Linked DNA regions of Homo sapiens: region 1 is linked to region 2. A link is an interaction called in ENCODE POLR2A ChIA-PET data of the cell type or tissue named here. Cell type or tissue: CD4-positive, alpha-beta T cell. All regions are shown on one strand.

The links. ChIA-PET counts read pairs that join two places held together with the same protein. Peaks named below come from ENCODE experiments on the same cell type or tissue, not always from the same donor. Only the 100,000 strongest peaks of a DNase experiment are listed, where the experiment ranks them.
Region 1: POLR2A ChIA-PET joins it to region 2 with 5 read pairs; 3 of 35 experiments call an interaction of 5 or more read pairs at or near these places.

What each region holds. Positions count from the first base shown.
Region 1 is chr7:86,977,605-86,980,104 of GRCh38, forward strand. The region is part of intron 1 of ELAPOR2 (endosome-lysosome associated apoptosis and autophagy regulator family member 2); the gene reads right to left. Among named protein-coding and RNA genes, the nearest start is that of ELAPOR2, 81 kb to the right of the region's middle. RefSeq lists a silencer at 1,432-1,521. In CD4-positive, alpha-beta T cell, no CTCF peak of the experiment used is centred here; a DNase peak (open chromatin) is centred at 1,377; H3K27ac peaks cover 950 bases.
Region 2 is chr7:87,211,757-87,214,256 of GRCh38, forward strand. The region is part of intron 1 of TMEM243 (transmembrane protein 243); the gene reads right to left. Among named protein-coding and RNA genes, the nearest start is that of TMEM243, 6.7 kb to the right of the region's middle. RefSeq lists an enhancer at 906-955. In CD4-positive, alpha-beta T cell, no CTCF peak of the experiment used is centred here; no DNase peak of the experiment used is centred here; H3K4me3 peaks cover 1,854 bases; H3K27ac peaks cover 1,973 bases.

The DNA.
Region 1 (2,500 bases), 230 kb before region 2:
ATCTGTTCCAAAATAGCTTTACTTTCTACCACGTCTTCTAATTCCTCAGCTTTGTCTGTTTTCCTACATCAGTTTCAAAACAATATTTAATATTTTGTTTTCTGATTACAAAGCAATACATATTCAGTATGAAGAGTTTAGAAAATAGTGAAGCACATAAAAACCTATCATAATATCATCAACCAAAAATAACCACAGTTAGGATGCCAATCATTTTTCTAAGCACATTTATTTAAAAATTAAGATACCCTTTATCATATCAAGTTTATATTTTGCAAGTAATAAGTATTAACATTTACTTGAGAAAATTAGAAAATATGGATAAGGATGGCTTTTCAATGGCATTCTCTTTGTTCATATTTTTAAAAGTTATATATTAATATGTCATGGTCACTTCCTGATATGGTTTGGCTCTGTGTCCCCACTCAAATTTTACTTTTAATTGTAATCGCCATAATTTCCACCTGTCAAGGGTGGGACAAGGTGGAGATAATTAAATCATGGGAGCAGTTTCCCCATGCTCTTGTGATAGTGAGTGAGTCTCGTGAGGTCTGATGGTTTTATAAGCATCTGGCGTTTCCACTGCTTGCAGTCATTGTCTCTCCTGCCACCCTGTGAAGAGGTGCCTTCCGCCGTGACTGTAAGTTTCCTGAGGCCTCCGCAGCCATGTGGAACTGTGAATCAATTAAACCTTTTTCCTTTATAAATTACCCAGTCTCAGATATTTCTTCATAGCAATATGAGAACAGACTAATACACTTCCAGTAAGAAAATTAAACATTTATCTTTTCACAAAATATAATACACATCTCTTCATCTAGGAATAAATTAAGAAAAAATATAAGACACACTGGTTGGGAATTATAAAGCCTATTTGCCTTGCTCTTTTCACCAGTACTTATGGATATCTTTCTTTTGTGGGAAAAATAAAGGAACATTTTCTCAGTGCTCTCAGGCCCTTCTCCATGATTCACTGCAGAAACTTCAAGCAGGCAGATTGTTTATAGTCTAAGAAGGAGGCTGAGGCAAGAACTTGATTATCATCCCAGCACCATCATTTTTCCAACTGTGTGCCTTAGGAAGGGCACTCAGTGTCTCTGAACCTCAATTTCCTTGTCTATCTGTAATAAGATTGTAATGCCTTACACCTCTTTATCTTGTAAGGCTATAGGAATAAATATACATGGTAATATTTAGGCTTGAGTGCCAAGAAAACTCTTAATTATTGTGTTTCAGGTCATAAACTATACTAGACACCAGGAAATAATGACTATAACTGTATATTTTTTTGTTTGATCCTTGTGGCAACACTGTGAGGCAGGTACTGACACATTTCCTCAATTCTGAAATGCAGATTTGAAGACTTTTGAAACCACATCAAAAGAAACTTGTCACTAGCTTTGCAGAATAAGTGTCAGAGCCCATGCCTATGCAAATTTAATAGGCCAACTATGCACTCATTTTGTTATCACTTCAGTTACCTGTATCACAAGAGTTGGATTTACCTTTAACTTTCTTTATAGCATCTGAATAAAGATTGCACAATGATGCAGCAAAGAGACCAAAAGTTAATGTATACAAAAGATTACCTCTGCCACAAGAGGTAATATAATTAAGAGGACAAAAGTTGCCAACTCCCCGAGAAAAGACCACGTTAAGTTTAAAAGCTAGAACACAACCACTTCATGCATCTTGAAGGACTGTCACTCAGATACTATCTGCCAAACACTTCTGAATAACTCCTAAGAGACATAGTTTAACTACAGGTGACAAAATCGTAAGTGTAACCTAGTAGAACAAAGAAGCTTTTAGGGGTATTTATAAAAAGAGCTCAAGTTATTCACAGTAGGGAAATATAAATTAAAGCCTAACAAACAAAAACAATAATAGGAAATGAGACACCAGTCCAGCCCTAACTTATGGGATGCTGTTAAAACTAATTGATTAAGTACATTAATTGGCAGATGCCTAAACCCAACTAAGCTAGAGCATGAGCTCACAAAAGACTTGACATGAGTAAAGCCAGAATGTGGAGAGAATGCAAGACAGGGTATAGAGTAATAAAAGAAGAAAATTGGGGAGATACTAATATGGAAGGCAAGACAGAGGTAGTATCAGGTCAAGCCAATGCGAGCTAGGATCCCAAGCACAGGTTTAGAAAAGAAACATGTCACCCAATCTCACAAACTGCCCACGGACAGAAGTAGCTCAGGAGACTCCCAGGGGTGTCCAAGGGAGAGAATACAGTTGTGGGTTCTTCGTTTCTGTTTCTGGTTGGGCCAGTAAAGCCCCTTTCTCATCTCTTTTTTCCACTTATCACTAGAGACAGAAACTAAAAATCATGGTTTCAGGCTGCTAAAAGCCTAAAACAAAACAAAACAGAACAACAACAAAATAATGTGGGCTGGACAAGCTTGCTAGATATTCCAGGCAAAAGCACAGACTTGGTCTTTGACAGAGATATTAAAGAAGAAATTATACAAAATTAAGTGGATACACT
Region 2 (2,500 bases):
TCCCCTTGCACTGTCACTAGAGACAACCGGAGGTATAGCAGCCACACAGGTGGAAAGCAAGGAGACATTCTGTCTCACTGGCTAACTCTAGGACGCCGCGAATTATGACCCATAGGTACTACTGCTCTGAGACTTCCCAAAGCAACACCAGACTTTGAACAGTGCCGAGAGCACGGGATGTGCAAGAGAAAGCATTTATGAGAATTTGGGCACACCCACCCTTTACAACTTTTACACTCGATTCTCTCCCAAACACATGACCTCCACTGCTACATGTGGACCTGTATTTTAAAAGTTACAACTTTTAAGCCTTAGTTTTCATATTTGTACAATGTCTACCATGTGAAGTCGTAATAAGGATTAGAAGAGAATACATAGAAAGCCCCTACAAGAGAGTATCTGACATTCAGTAGAGGGTCAGTAAATGGCAGCTAATATGGTATTTGCACTATTTATACCATGTCTAAGGGGGAATCTTACCAATGAGAGATCAGGCTCCTCAGAGCTGAGAGAGCTGAGCTGGCTTCACACCCTGGCCCCAATTTCTATGGCAGCTCCAATTTCAAATGCATTCCACCATTCTCACAGGGACACTGAGGTTTATCCACCCATATGTCCCTTCAGCAACTCAGAAAATATGGTCACTATACCCATACATAGCCTATGAGCCAACTATAAGAAAAAAGTGACTCAATTCAGTAAGCAAAGGATATTACCAAAGACCAGCAAAAATCACATCCAGAGAAAACTCAGTAGACCATCAGCTTCTGAGAGACCAGACCTCAGTTTAAGTTTTTTTTAATACAATATTTTATTTACTACTGGCCTCTGCTACATACAACTTAGCAGAAAGAAAAAGAGAAAAATGATTTTAATTGCATGAGAGCTTGAAGCACCATTTCCTGTTTTGATATCTAGCATATCCAGGTTTCTAAACAGTCCCTGCCTTCTACTGTGAGCTCAGAATGTCCCAAGAATGTAGGTTACTTTTTGATAACGCTAAATTCTCACTTTGCTTAAAACTTAATATACATGAAATCAAGAACTTGGTAAGTCATTGTCCCTAGGGCTAAAAAGGCTACAAAAATGAGGAAACTGGCACCTACCATTAAAGAAGAGCTTATTCTATAGTTAGGAGGCAAGACCTACACAAGTCCCTCACAGCACAAGGAGTAAGTGCCAGGGCACATCTTTGACAGCCAGGCTCACAGAAGGAAAGTGAGAAGAGACTGGATTACAGGGAAGGTTCTAAAGTAGGGAATCAGACTGAGCAGAATTCAGATATTTAGAGAAGAGAGGACACAGCAGAAAGGAGAACGACATTTATGAAGAGCAAAGAGGCAGCTAAAAGAAGGGGTCCATGGAGAGGTATTAGCCTGGACTGGGCTTACACACAGCAAGAGTAAGGCCAGTGCATCTCAACCCTTCCTATGCACCAGCATCCCCTGAGGACCTTCCAGAAATACCAGTGCCTAGGCCCCACACCCAGAGATTACAGTCCACTGATCTAGGGGTGGAAGAGAGAAAACTTAGAGTACTAAAGAAAAAGTGATGGCATTTATTTTTCTTAATTACTTTTCTAGCACACACAAAAAAAGGCAAAGTTGTTTTGGCAGGCTGAATGAGAGGAGAGGAGAGAACTGTTTCACCTTTGGGTGACTAACCCTCCTTTGAGAGAAATAGCTGTGCTTGATCACCTAGAAGCTCTATCTAGAGGAAATAAACTAAAGCCTGCACTCCTCAGAGAATAGCATTGGTAGCTCTAAGACAGAGGAAGGGGCTGCTGGCACAGACCCAGCTATCTTAATCATAGCTTTATTCTTTTTCTCTTCTTTGCATTTTTAAAAATTATTTTATTACCATCCCTACTGATCCTTGTTCTTAAATAAGCGACAACAAAAATGGCATGAAGTAGCAACTCTAATCTTACATGATTATTTGCAGAGGCCAAATGCTCCAAGTTTGAATTGCTTGACTAACACTAATCATAAAAAGCCCTTGCTTTTCACCGTCTTTGTTTTCTTCTTTTTTTTTTTATTGGGGGGATGGGGATAAAGGAAGATACTTTTGTCTTTGGAACCAAAGATCTGAGCCTCAGAGCCCACTACACTTGCCCCCTCCACAGAGGGCCTCCCTCTCACTATGGTATCTACTGAGGAATTCAGTGTATGTACCTTCTCCCCAAATCATTGACTTTATATATCACATCCAAGAAGGAATAAAGGAGCAAGAACTGTCACCACCCTTCTTAGAGGATGAGTCACTTATTTTGTGATCAGTGACCACCCACAGAGTGGGCTGATTTAGAAACTCGTTTGCACTACATGGCACCAAGTGGAGAGTGTTCCTTCTTTTCCCATTTGCCCTAGCTATGGGATGCTGCTTTGCTTTCTCGAGAAAACCATTCTCTCCCTCTCCTCCTAGTTTCACCAGTCTAGATGGACTGAAACTGACTTCAGATGATACCACAGCCAGCTAATAAGTTGAGATCAAGACTGAC